Linked DNA regions of Homo sapiens: region 2 is linked to region 1. The links are chromatin contacts, found by Hi-C in ENCODE. All regions are on one chromosome and are shown on one strand. Each heading gives the region's core, a stretch centred on a gene start or an enhancer-like site at or near the end of the contact. The rest is flanking DNA. Distances are from core to core; before and after follow the strand shown.

The links. Hi-C counts contacts between places; a loop is a spot of excess contacts on that map. Pooled maps may share reads with other maps.
Region 2: a loop to region 1 is called in a pooled map, with 2.8 times the contacts of the local background. The contact joins the promoter of LRP3 here to the promoter of GPATCH1 in region 1. A Hi-C loop is called at or near these places in 1 of 50 pooled maps.

What each region holds. Positions count from the first base shown.
Region 1 is chr19:33,078,092-33,085,129 of GRCh38, reverse strand. It overlaps GPATCH1 (G-patch domain containing 1), which reads right to left and starts at 3,949. Exons shown (of 20, transcript NM_018025.3): 1 at 3,864-3,949. The coding sequence starts at 3,936. RefSeq lists a cis regulatory region at 1,533 and enhancers at 1,449-1,618, 1,589-2,089, 3,725-4,054.
Region 2 is chr19:33,190,237-33,197,274 of GRCh38, reverse strand. LRP3 (LDL receptor related protein 3) reads right to left here and starts at 2,945. Exons shown (of 7, transcript NM_002333.4): 1 at 2,417-2,945; 2 at 498-545. The coding sequence starts at 2,489. RefSeq lists an enhancer at 6,627-6,796.

The DNA of each region.
Region 1 (7,038 bases), core at 2,700-5,199:
ACTCCGAGCCCAGCAGAGAAGACCTGCACGTACTGGAGCACTTCTGACAATGAGAAGGTCTGCAACATCAGCCACCGTTAGGAATAAGCAGAATTTTGATAGCTGCAGATAGGGACACAGAGCCACTGACTCCCACCAGTAAACAGAAGGAGGGATAAAAGGGCAAAGTCGCTGGGCACAGTGGCCCACGCCTGTAATTCCAGCACTTTGGGAGGCCGAGGCGGGCGGATCACCTGAGGTCAGGAGTTCAAGACCAGCCTGGCCAACATTGTGAAACCCCGCCTCTACTAAAAATACAAAAATTAGCCGGGCGTGGTGGCATGCGCCTGTAAGCTCAGCTACTCAAGAGGCTGAGGCAGGAGAATCGCTTGAACCTGGGAGGCGGTGGTTGCAGTGAGCAAAGATCGTGCCATTGCACTCCAGCCTGGGAGGCAGAGCAAGACTCCATCTCAAAAAAAAAAAGAAAAAAAAAAAAAGGGCAAGGTCAGGTGTATTGAGAAAGTCCAGTCTAACGGGAGGCCAAGGAATGAGCGGAAGATGGAACCAGAAAGGCGGACAGTGCAGGGGGCCTTGAACATAGTGCTGCAGGGTTTATAGTGTGTCCTGGGGGCGAGGGAAGCCACGGTTAGTTTTAAGTGTGAGAGTCACAGCATCAAGGAGGAGAAAATTGGCCCTAAAATTAATCTGGGTATAGAATGAGCTGTAGATAAGAATTCTAGAACCAAGTGGAAGTGTCTAAGGAAAGAATAGGTAAGTATCTGGCCCCCTTCTTTCCAGATTAGAAGGCCTATGTGTCTATAAAGTTCAGCCACTGTCACTAGGCTCCCTGGTTAACTCTTAACTAATAAACCTTTCTGTCAGGGCCAGCAACTTTAATTAAAATGGAGTTCTCCTCTACCAATGCCTGTCTAACCTGTCACTAAAACTTCAAAGCAGGGAGTAAAAATAATTATTAGTCTAGTGTGTTATATCGTAAAATACAGACAGAGTGCATTTAAATTTCAAAGTGCTTAGAAAACTGGCTGGGCATGGTGGCTCACGCCTGTAATCCCAGCACTTTGGGAGGCCGAGGCAGGCAGATCACCTGAGGTCAGAAGTTCGAGTCCAGCCTGGCCAACGTGGTAAAACCCTGTGTCTACTAAAAATATAAAAATTAGCCGGGCATGGTGGTGGGCACCTATAATCCCAGCCACTCGGGAGGCTGAGGCTGGAGAATCTCTTGAACCTGGGAGGCAGAGGTTGTAGTGAGCCGAGATCGCACCATTGCATGCCAGCCTGGGTGACAAGAGCGAAACTCTCAAAAAAAAGTGCTTAGAAGACAATGAATCAATCCTCAAAAACTTGTATTACTGAGAAGTTAAAGAATGTTTTTAGTCCAGAAAAACAAAGTCTACAAATCCATGTCCTTTCCTTCCACTTCAAAAGCAAGGTTGGGGGCCACATGCAATGGCTCACGCCTGTAATTCCAACACTTTGGGAGGTGAAGGCAGATGGATTGCTTGACCTAAGGACTTCAAGACCAGCCTGGCCAATATGGCGAAACCCTGTCTCTACTAAAAATACAAAAATTAGCCAGGCGTAGTGGAATGTACCTATAATCCCAGCTACTTGAGAGGCTGAGGCAGGAGAATCGCTTGAACCTGGAAGGCGGAGGTTGCAGTGAGCCGAGATCGCGCCACTGCACTCCAGCCTGGACAACAGAGCGTGACTCTGTCACAGAAAAAAAAAAAAAACAAAAACATGGTTGGGGCCAGGCGTAGAGAGTCACGCCTATAATTCCAACACTTTAAGAAGCTGAGCTGGGAAGACTACTTGAGGCCAGGAGTTCAAGACCAGCCTGAGCAACATAGAAGGATCCCATCTCTATTTTTTTTTTTTTTTTTTTTGAGACAGAGTCTCGCTCTGTCGCCCAGGCTGGAGTGCAGTGGCGCCATCTTGGCTCACTGCAAGCTCTGCCTCCCAGTCTCACGCCATTCTCCCGCCTCAGCCTCCCGAGTAGCTGGGACTACATGAGCCCCCCCCCACCACGCCCAGCTAATTTTTTTTTGTATTTTTAGTAGAGACGGGGTTTCACCGTGTTAGCCAGGATGGTTAGGATCTTCTGAATTCGCGATCTGCCCGCCTCGGCCTCCCAAAGTGCTGGGATTACAGGCGTGAGCCACCACGCCCGGCCTCATCTCTATTTTTAAAATAAAAAATGTTGGGCACTGTGGCTCATGCATGCAATCCAGCACTTTGGGAAGCCAAGGTGAGAGCATCGCTTGAGGTCAGGAGTTTGAAACCAGCATGGTCAACACAGCAAGACCCTGTCTCTATAAAAAAAGAACTTGGGATAGTGAGTGTAGAACAGAGATGTCTTAAGAAAATGCAACAGCTGACTTCAAACACATAAAAAGCATTCGGAAGACTAGCCTTTCTCAGCCTTTTGTTTCGTTTGTTTGTTTGTTTGTTACAGACAGAGTCTCACTACAATGCCCAGGCTGGTCTCAAACTCCTGACCTCAAGCAATCCTCCCACCTCAGCCTCCCAGAGTGCTGGGATTACAGGTGTGAACCACTGTGCCTGGCCCCTTTCTCAACCTTTTGTAAGCCGAGGGTAGAAGAAGGGCCAGTATCCAGCAGAAGTTTCCACCAGAACTGTTTGTAGGAAATAAAGGGGGCATAAGTGGAGATATCCCAGAAGTACAATCAACCTGGCAGGATGTGGTCAGGGTGAAAAAAGGGAGGGGACCCCCACCAACAGGAGGTCTGCAAATAAATTGTGGCCCAATGATTCCACCATTCTTCCTCTGCCTTCCCTACAGGGCTAGCACAGCCAACAGCCCTTACTGGACACTCAATACATAACTTGCTGAACAAGTCAAGTCGTTAAGTGGAACAGACCAGAAACACAGGAGAGAACCTTGATTCATCTTGCCCCTCACCCCCACATTCCACCAGCAAGTATGGTCAGCTCTGCTTTCAAAATATATCTCCACCCAGACCACTACACACCACCACCACTGCTGTCCCATCCATGCCACCATCATCTCCTGACCTCTTTTTGCTAATCTCCCTGCTTCACTCTTACCCATCCCCAACCAGTGTATTCTCAACATCAAAGATAGAATAACATTAAAAATTGGCCGAGCACAGTGGCTCAAGCCTGTAATCCCTGCACTTTGGGAGGCAGAAGCGAGAGGATCACTTGAAGTCAGGAGTTCAAGACCAGCCTGGGAAACAGAGCAAAACCCTGTCTCTAAAAATCATATATATATCCCTCCCTGTGTAATTTCCCATGACCCTAACCCTAACCCTAATCCTGCACTTAGTACAAGATCCAAACTCTTTACCCTACCAAGTAAGATCCAGCCCCTGTCAGCCCCTCTGACATTCTTTTCTACCTGTCTCCCCCGCTGTCATCTGCTGCAACCATACCCGTCCTGCCTGCCCCTCAATTTCCTAAACTGGCTCCCACTTCAGGGCCTTTGCCACTTTATGTTCCTTCTGCCTGAAATGCTTTCCCTCCAGATTTGCTCATGGTTGTTTTCTTCCTCGGTTTCAAGTCTGAGCTCAAACGTCCTCTCTCGGGGAAGACACTGCCTGAGCACCCCCCGCTCTCACACTAGCTATTCCGTCATTTTCTTGTTTCTATCTCGCCGCCCCCTTGTTCGGCCACGCTTGTGTCTCCCGTCCCTGTAAACCTCTCTCTGTCGCTGCAGAAGGTGAGCACCCCGAGAGCGCGGCTAACGCCTCCCTCGTCGCCGTGTTCCCAGCGCTGGGAACGATCTAACAATGGTCCAGCACCGACTTGTGCTTTTGTGGCCCGAATCCTGGGCCCTTGGCCTGTTTTCCACAGGCTCCGCCGGCCCACGCGGCCCGCACCTTCTTCCAGAGGCTCCAGCCCGGTCCCATAGCTGACCAGATCTTCTTCGCTGTCACTGTCCCGCGCCGCCATCCTGCTCTTCCGGGCCCCGCCCCCTCGCTACGGCGGCCTTGGCAGGCCAAACGCCTTTCCTCTTTCTCCTCCGCGAACCCCGGTGATGCTGGAAGGCTGGGTCCGCGGGCGGGGGAAGGTGTCCTAGCGGCCCGAGCCTGCGCTCCGGATTCTCAGGCCCATCCTGTGGTAGGCCGTCCCAGGCAGGAGTTGCCTCGGAGGATTTGGCAGCCACGACATCCCATCCTAGCCCCGCGATGTGCGGGTGAGGAGGAGACTCCTGGCATAAGCTGGAAGCCACCCAACTGTTCCCTGCGAGGCGACACCGATGCCTGCCCAGCCCCCTACCCCCGTCCCTCGCGCCAGCCCCCTGCCTTGGCAGCAGTCACTGCCCAGCCCCGTCCACTCCCACCGCCCACCCAGCCACCTCCAGGGAAATGGCTGAGCTCCCAGATTTCATGCTCGCCCCGTGGGGCTTCGCTTTATTTTTATTATTATTATTTTTTACTTTTATTTTGGGTTCAGGGGTACATGTGCAAGTTTGTTATATAGGTAAATTGCATGTCGCAAGGGATTTGGGTTACAGATTATTTCCTCCCCAGGTAATAAGCATAGTACCCAATAGGTAGTTTTTCCGATCCTCACCCTCCTCGTACCTTCCACCCTCAAGTAGGTCCACCCTCAAGTAGGCCCTGGTGTTATTCCCTTTTTTTTTTTTTTTTTTTTTGAGACAGAGTCTCGCTCTGTCGCCCAGGCTGGAGTGCAGTGGCCGCGATCTCAGCTCACTGCAACCTCCGCCTCCCAGATTCAAGTGATTCTCCTGCCTCAGCCTCCTGATAGCTGGGATTATAAGCGTCCACCCCACCACGCCCTGCTAAATTTTTGTTTGTTTGGTTGGTTGGTTGTTGTGGTGGTTTTTTTTTTTTTTTTCTTGAGACAGAGTTTCACTCTTGTTGCCCAGGCTGGAGTGCAATGGCACGATCTCGGCTCACCTCAACCTCCGCCTCCCGGGTTCAAGCGATTCTCCTGCCTCAGCCTCCCTAGTAGGTGGGATTACAGGCATGCACCACTATGTCTGGCTAATTTTGTAATTTTTTTTTTAGTAGAGACGGGGTTTGTCCATGTTGGTCAGGCTGGTCTCGAACTCCCCACCTCAGGCGATCCATCCACCTTGGCCTCCCAAAGTGCTGGGATTACAGATGTGAGCCACCGCACCCGGCCATTTTTTTTTTTTTTTTTTTTTTTTTTTGTATTTTTAGTAGAGACTGGGTTTCACCATGTTGGCCAGGCTGGTCTTGAACTCCTGACCTCAAGTGATCCACCCGCCTCGGCCTCCCAAAATGCTGGTATTACAGGCGTGAGCCACTGCGCCTGGCACCTGTCATTCCCTTCTTTATGTCCATGTGTGCTCAATGTTTAGCTCCCACTTATACGTGAGAACATGCAGTATTTGGTTTTCTGTTCCTGCATTAGTTTGTTTAGGATAATGGCCTCCAGCTGCATCTATGTTGCTGCAAAGGACATGGTCTTGTTGTTTCTTTTTTTTTTTTTTTTTGAGACGGAGTTCGCTCTGTCCCCCAGGCACGCCATTCTCTTGCCTCAGCCTCCCGAGTAGCTGGCACTACAGGCGCCTGCCACCACACCCAGCTAATTTTTTGTATTTTTAGTAGAGGCGGGGTTTCACCGTGTTAACCAGGATGGTCTCGATCTCCTGACCTCGTGATCCGCCCATCTTAGCCTCCCAAAGTGCTGGGATTACAGGCATGAGCCACCACGCCTGGCCAGTCTTGTTCTTTTTTTATGGCTGTGTAGTGTTCCATGGTGTATGTGGACCATATTTTCTTTATCCAGTCCACCATTTGTGGGCATGTAGGTTGGTTCCATGTCTCTGCTATTGTGAGTAGTGCCTCAATGAATATATGCATGCATTTGTCTTTATGGTAGAACAACTTATATTCCTTTGGGTATATACCCAGTAATGGGATTGCTGGGTCTAATGGTAGTTCTGTTTTAAGTTCTTCAGGAAATCTCCCAACTGCTTTCCAGTTGTAATTGTAATTTAATTGTAATTTTCTTTTTTTTTTTTTTTTTTAGTTTATTTTCTTTGTCTAGACAGAGTCTCACTCTGTTGCCCAAGCTGGAGTGCAATGGTGCGATCTCGTCTCACTGCAACCTCCAACTCCTGGGTTCAAGCGATTCTCCTGCCTCAGCCTCCTGAGTAGCTGGGACTACAGGCGTGCGCCACCACACCTGGCTAATTTTTGTATTTTTTTAGTAGAGACGGGGTTTCGCAATGTTGGCAAGGCTGGTCTCAAACTTCTCACCTCAGGTGATCCACCCACCTCAGCCTCCCAAAGTGCTGGGATTATAGGCATGAGCCACCTTGCTCATAGATCCTCTATAGACAGAGGATCTCTGTCTATAGAGACCCTGTCTCTAAGGGGAAAAAAAAAATAAAAAAGATATGAAGCAATTAGCCAGGTTTAGTGACAGTACTTGGGAGGGTGAAACAGGAGGATCACTTGAGCCCAGGAATCAGAGGCCAGCCTGAGCAACATAGCAAGACCCTGTCTCTAACAACAGCAACAAAAAGATATGGGATAATTCATTAACAGCAATACGTAATCAGAAAAACCTATAACCTGTGACAATACTATGAGTATTTTAAACTCCCCATGAGTTATCTGCAACATATGTTGATAAATGAGTTGTGGAATTAAATAATTCAAACTTAAAGCTGTTGGAACTTTATTGTTGATATTATTATTTTTTAGAGGCAGGGTTGGTGTGCAGTGATGCAATCATAGCTCACTGCAGCCTCAAACTACTGGGCTGAGGCAATCCTCCAGCCTCAACATCCCTGGTACTGGGACTACAGGCACCAGCCACCACGCCCAGCTGCTGTTGGAATTGTAAATGATCCTGAAACTTGAGAGGAATGTGGTTATGCAGCATGAATCACATGGCGAGCAGCTGTACCTTCTGCCCCTTTTACCCTAGAAATAACTAAGACCAAACAGGGCAGAGATAAGACTTCCTCAGACGGGTACACCCCTCACAGAGTAATAAAGCAATCTTCCTTGGAAGGTAGCATCCTATAGCTAGTCAAGTCACTGTAAGGAT
Region 2 (7,038 bases), core at 1,696-4,195, 110 kb before region 1:
TGTCCAAATCTAGTAATTCCCAGGTGGCCCTGCATGGCGTGGCATGTCCCCTCCTTTCAAGAAAATTAATAAAGCCTTCTTTCCCTGGCATGGGCCTCTCTGTGTCACCCCTCAGTCATACTCCTATAAATTAAATCCTAGGAAGCTCATGGCCTGCAATGAGGCACAAGATGTCAATTCCACGGGACCCTCGGCAGCTTGCCGGTGGTATAAAGCCACCACGTGCCAGGCACCACACTAAGAGCTTGCCTCACTGGCTCATGGAATACTAAGAGACAGGTTTTGAGTAGACCTTGTTATTTCACCCACTTTACAGATGAGGAAACTGAGGCTCAGACAAGTTGAAGCCTGTCCAAAGCCAAACAGCTCCTTTGTGATGTAGAAAAGATGCACACAGGAACTCGGGGTAGTGCCAGGACCCTGAAGGCCTGTCTTCAGGGACCACTCACCCAAAAGGGACTGAAGGAGTGGAGGAAGGAGAGAAAGTGCTTACTTACCTAAGGCAGGAACCGCACTGCTGAGTCTCCCGGTGAGAAAGATGTTCACTGTGGGAGATACAAAGAAAGGGTCAGGGGTCCCACATACCTGCTGGGGACCAGCAGCAGCCCATGAGGGACACCACAGCTAAACCCAAGGCTGGCCCGCTGGTCCCCTTCCTCTTACAGGGCAAGGCCCAGAGCGCAGCCCAAGACTGCCCATCAAGAGGGTCCCTACCACCTCACCCCCACCTCCCTGCCTCCATGTTCTGTTATCCAGGCTGGAGTGCATAGCTCACTGCAGCTTCAAACTCCCGAGCTCAAGCAATCCTCCCACCTGAGCCTCCCAAGTAGCTGGAACTACAGGTGTGCACCACTATGCCTGGTTATTTTTTTATTTTTTATTTTTGTAGAGATGAGGTCTCACTGTGTTGCTCAGGCTGGTCTTAAACTCCTGGCCTCCAGCAATTCTCTTGCCTTGGTCTCCCAAAGTGCTGGGATTACAGGCACCTGCCACCGCACCCTGGCCTGCTCCTACAACTTTGAAGGGCTTCCCCCTACCAAGGGGCTTTGCTCGCCCAGCAGCAGCAGAGGCAGGAGGGGAGGCAGTTCTGATAATCCCCATTTACAGGGCACGCAGCTAGTGACGGAACCATCCTCTTCCCCCGTGCCAAGCTGACTTTGAGGAGGAAAGCAGAACTCCCCAGCCACCCCTCAAGCACCCACCTCCGTGGGGTTTGGCCCTTACTTTCACCTTCTGCTCTGGCCCGGGGGGTTACGGGCCCAGAGTCGGGGGGTGGGGGGAAACCCAACTTCCCGGGGTTCAGGATGTGTGTCAGATCCCGCCTGGCCAGGAAGCAGGAACCGCTGCCCCCACCCAGGACACCCAGGCCCCCTGGACAGAGCCAGGCCAAAGCTCCTAAGCATGGAGCGCCTGTCCCCCTGCTCTGCTCACCAGGGATGCCAGCACCCAGCAGCTCAGAGCCCAGCACACATGACCCCGCACTGAGGTTGGGGTGGGCGCGCTGGGGTTACACCCTCAATGCTCCCCAATGGCACATTCCCACTGAGCCAGGCTCACACAGCTGGGGCAAGGGCCTGCCAGAGCCTCGGAGCTCCCTGAGGCCTGGGGGTGATTACTTTGTCATTTCAGTGGCTTCAGCAAACCTGTCAGGTTACAGAGCCCTCACTGGTGACATCACAGGGTGTCCCCTAATGACCCCCAGTTCTTATAATGGCCTCCCTCCTTCATCACAGTAAATAAAGGAGCCATGTGGGTTGGGGATTTAACTCCTCCTCTCGCCTACACAGAGCGCTGGAAAGCTGGACAGAAAAACTCCCGGACAGGGCGGGAGCCCCTCCCACCCCATGCCTGGCCTTGACCGGTCCCTGGCCCAACCCAAGCACCCTCCTAAACTGAACAGGCCTGCCTGGGGGCTGAGAGACACAAAGGGAAAACAGGAGTCCCCTGGAAGCCGCCTCCACACTGGCACCCTCCTCCAGCCCTGCCCCGCACCCCGAGTCCCCATCTGCGGCTTACACCAGCCCCCACCCCAACTCCGGGCCGGAAACAGTTTCTTCTTCAGGGGACAGCCGGCCTGGCCTTTGTCCCCAGCTCCCGGGGCCCCCTCGTCTCCAGGCTCAGCGCGGGCGGGCCGGGTTGAAGGCTGCCGCCTGCACGAAGGGCCTCCTGCCAGCGCTCAGCCCGGGCTCCGGGCGCTACTCCGAGCGGGGCGGGAGCCGGGGCTGCGCCACCAGAGTCGCCCTCCCAGGCCCGGGGCCAGGCGGGCAAGCGGTGCTGGCCCCTCTCTGGGTCTCCGCGCGGGAGCCACCGCGGTGGGGGGCTCGGGATGCCGCGGCCGGAGAGGAGGTCGGTCAGGGCGCGGCGCGGACTGCCATGCGGGGGACCCGGACCTGCCCGGCCCGCGCGGCCCACTCACCCAGACAGACGACGGCCAGCTGCGCCCGGGCGCCCGGCGCGCCCTCCAGCCCCGCGGCCGCGCGCTTCTCCATGCCGGGCCCGGCCGCCCGCGGGCGCCGCCTCCTGCCCCGCGGCTCCGGCTCCGGTTCCGGCTGCGGCTCCGGCTCTGGCTCTGGCTGCGGCTCGGGCTCGGGCTCGGGCTAGGGCTCGGGCTCCGGCTGGCGTGGCTGCTGCGGCCCGGGTGCAGGCGGCGGCTCCCGAGGCGTCTTTGTGCGGTGGCGGTGCAGGCCCGTAGGGCGCGCGCGGCCACATCGGCCGCGGCGTCACGGGCCCTGCGGGGGCTCAGCGGCGGCCGCCAGGGAAGACCCCCGCCCGCCGCTGCCCCCGCGCCCCGGGAGCCCCGCCGCGGCCGGCCTGGGCCCGGGGACCCCCGGCGCGCCCATGCCCCGCGGCGCGCAGCCCGCCCGGCCCCGGCGTCCCCGGGCCGCCCCGCGCTGCGCCCAGCCCGCCCGGCCGGGTGCCGCCGGTAGAGCGTCCGTGGGTCTGTCAGTCCTCCCGCCCGGCCCCTCGCCCGCGCCCGGAGCCTGGAGGCCGCGCTGCGCCAGCCACGTGACGCGCCCGCCGAGCCGCAGTGGCGCTGGCTGGGCGGGCGGAGGCGGCTGGGGCGGGCCGGGGGCGCACGCCCCGCCTCGGGGTGCTGGACAGCTCTGCGCACCAGCCCCGCCCCGCCCGCGCCCCCCGCCGCGCTCCCCGCGCTCCAGCCCAGTGCTCCAGGCAGCCGGTGCTCGCCTGGCCTCCTCCCGGGCCCACGAATTGATCCCTCCTGGAGCCGGCTGTGCTGAGGAGGACCGGGGAGCGAGGACTGGGAAAAGGTGGGAGAGAGAGGACGGCTTAGGGACCTCATAGGGGTGGCACAAGGCTAAGGCCTGTCTTCTTCGCAAGGTGTCCCTGTTCCTGCCCCTCCGCTTCTTTCATTTGCCACAGTCCAAGTGCCCTGTCACGTCTCTAAGAGGAACCCCCTGTGCCAAGCAAGACCTGTCAGGGGACATTGGTGAACACACCAGAGGCCTCTGGAGATCTCCCAGGGCCCCCTGAGCCCACCCTGTTACCCACTATCCTCGTGAGGCTGGGGACTTGGGAGGAGGCCTGCTTCTTAGGCTGGGGGTGCCCTCTGGAGAGCTGCCCACCAAGAGGTTGAGTCCAATGAGGCAAGAACCAGGAGAGACAGGGGGAAGGTTTGAGAAGGCCATTTAGGGCCAAGACGGATGTGAAATCAGAGGTCCCCAAAGGCTCCATGGCACAGCGGGCCCACCAACCTGAGCTGAGGCTCCCAACCCTTTTCTAACACCCCCAGACCCTCATTTGATATTCTCCGTTTATGGAGAGAAGGTTGAGAGAAACTGATGGTCCGTTAGTGAAAGCGTAGACAGTCACTCACTCACTCGCACTGTGCAGGTTGATTGGATTTTAATAAAAAATGGGGGGAAGAAAAATCCTTTTAGTTTTTCTGGGTTTTCTTATTCTCTCTCTTCTAATTCCTTTGGTGATTTTTCCAAAGCAGACTTCTTAGGAAATGTATTAAAGGACGTAAAAATCAAATAACAAGATACATTACAGATTGATGGCATAGAGCACTAGCCTATGTGTAATTTGGTTTCAGAATTTCCTCAGACTGCTGACTGCGGATGAGCAGGCATTTATTTACGCATGGCAAAAATGCTCAACAGAGGCAGGGGCAATGGTAGGGTGGATCTGCGGTTTGTTCGTTTGTTGTTGTTGTTGTTGTTGTTGCTGCTGCTGCTGCTGCTTCTTAGTTTTTTTAGAGACAGTCTCACTTTTTCACCCAGGCTAGAGTGCAGAGCTGCAACCATAGCTCACTGTACCCTCAAACTCCTGGGCTCAAGCAATCCTCCCACCTCAGCCTCCCAAGTAGGTGGGATGACAGGTGTGCACCACCATGTCAGGCTAATTTTTTCATTTTTTTGTAGAGACAAGGTCTTGCTCTGTTGCCCAGGCTGGAGTGCAGTGGTGTGATCACGGCTCACTGCAACCTCAAACTCCTGGACTCAAGGGATCCTCTTGCCTCAGCCTCCCAAAGTGCTGGAGTTACAGACAGGACCCACCACACCTGGCCAAAATATGCGGTTTTGTTGAAGATGCTGCCTGCTTCAATGCATGTTTTGCACGTTATGTAAGGAATCTAGGGTCCAGACCAATGACCAATATGGGAATCATGTTGGAGCCTGAAGCAAAAGAAAAATGTGAGCCCCTAGACACACTTATCAAAATATCCTCCCATATTTTGAACCAAGTGGAAAGGCTAAGAAAAGCTCTACAATCACATGACTATATCTAAATCTCCATGCTCCCCAATCTATGCACATCCCATTGTGAACCCTCATAAACCCATAAGGCAAGAAACGGCCAAGGTACCCAGGAACCTTGGGCTGATTGGAAACAACTGTCCCCATTGCACACACACAAAAAATTTGCATTAAAGTTGATTTATCTTCATTATTGAGTTTTTTGGCACTTCCTTCAATTCTGTGCCCAAGGTGAGTGCCTCACTGCCCTATCCTACTCCCGGCCCATATTGAGACCCCGGCCCATAACTGACACCCCATTTCCCGTTTGTCTCATGATGGTCTAGTGCCCCCTAGAGGTTGCTGTGCCAGGCAAGACCCTTGCTGGGGGTCCCCAATGCAGCTCTGGCCCAGTCCTCTCCCCCACCGCCCTCTCACCACATCTGGAAAGGTTCCTGGTATTCCTGTCTCTGCTTCAACACTCTTCCACGCTAGCTGCAATCGCCTGGGTCTCTCCACCTCTGAAACCTTTTCGTAAACCTCCCTCATTGACTCAAGCTATATCCAGAACGTGTCTATTCATCACAACCCAAAAGCTTCTAACCATTGGAGAATTCAGTACTGGGAAGGAGATGGTGGGCATGGACCCAGAATATGGGAACTGACTGGCTGGGGCAGGTGAGGGAGCAGTGGTGGGGCAGAGGGCTCAGACATGAGAGCAGGGGCTTCCTGGCAAGAAGCTGGCCTTCCCAGTTAGGAGGAAGCAAAGCTGCTGTCACAGTCACTGTGGGCCAGTGACGCCTTCAGGAATCTGCTGCAGGAGTGAGGAGCCACAGGACATGCAGAGAGGAGACGGAAGGGACACAGAGGCATCCCATGTAAGTCCCCACTCCATCCCATACGAGAGGGCCACCACCATTGCCCACTCATCAGCCACATACCCCGAGCCCTCGTGGGACACAGAAGAAACCAATGACACAGGAGAGTCCCACATCCTCCCCCAACATTCACCCACAGGCAGATGCAAACTCAAGCGCTCTCTTATCCAGTTGCTTACCAGACACTAATGAAGAGGACTCTGTGTTGAATGGTCAGTGTCTTTCCTGATTTCAAATAACTAGAACCAGCCAGGCACAGTGGCTTACACTTGTAATCCCAGCACTTTGGGAGGCCGAGGTGGGCAGATCACTTGAGGCCAGGATTCGAGACCAGCCTGGGCAACACAGCAAGACCCTGGCTCTACAAAAAAAAAAATTTTAATGTGCTGGGTGTGGTGGTATGCATCTGTAGTCTGAGCTACTCAGGAAGCTGAGGTGGGAGGATTGCTTGAGCCCAGGAGTTTGAGGCTGCGATGAGCCATGATCGCACACTGCACTCCAGCCTGGGCAACAGAGTGAGATTCTGTCTCAAAAACAACAACAACAAAAATCCTACAATCTATTTGAAGGTCAAAGGCCAAAAGTGGCTTTGGCAAATAAAACTGAAAAAAATTGTTTTATGATCACCTTTATGCCCAAGTTTATCACAGGTGACTTCCAAGAGGGCAAACCTCTCATTATTCTAGCTGAGCCATAGACCAGACACCCCTCACCCCCACATCTGCCCCTTCTCTACTGTGCCCTACTCAGTTCATGGCCACGTCCATTACTGAGTTGATCATTTTTACTCCAATCTCCCTACATCCAATCCATCACTACAACCTGCTGGTCCCCATGATGTATCTCAAATCTACCCACCTTTCTCCATCACCGTGACCACCTCCCTGGTCCCAGCCACCATCTCCTGTCTCCTGGACCTCCACAGAGGCCTCCCTCCATGTGGTCCCTTGCCTCTCAATTCATTGCTCACGTTTTTAACATGCAAATTGGTTCATCCCCACTGCTGAAAATGCTCCAGAACAGACTTCAAAGTTTTTAGCTCAAGCTGCATGATCCTGTGAACAGCCCTGCCTGCCACCTTCTCCAAGCCCCACTCATCACCAGCTTGCTCTGGCCTCAGAATGTTTCCGCTCCCCCCAGAGCTAATTTCTATCCTTCTGCCTGTTCCATCAGGCGAATAGTCAAGCCAGAGAGCGTTTGGAGGGAAGTTCTTGATCCTGCCAGCAGCCGCTCCAGCACATGGACATACTGATGGACCCCCAGGTCTCCAGGGCCCCCTTGGAGAGAACTGCAAGCACCTGGGGCCAGCAGTGAAAGAGGAAGGTCTGTCTGCCCAGTCTCTCCTTGGGCAGAAACTGTCCTGAAATGCTTTGCGCAGTGGTGTGATCATGGTTTGTTGTAGCCTTGATCCCTCCCGGAACCCTAGCAGAGGTGCCTCACAGGATGATGTCTTCTAAATG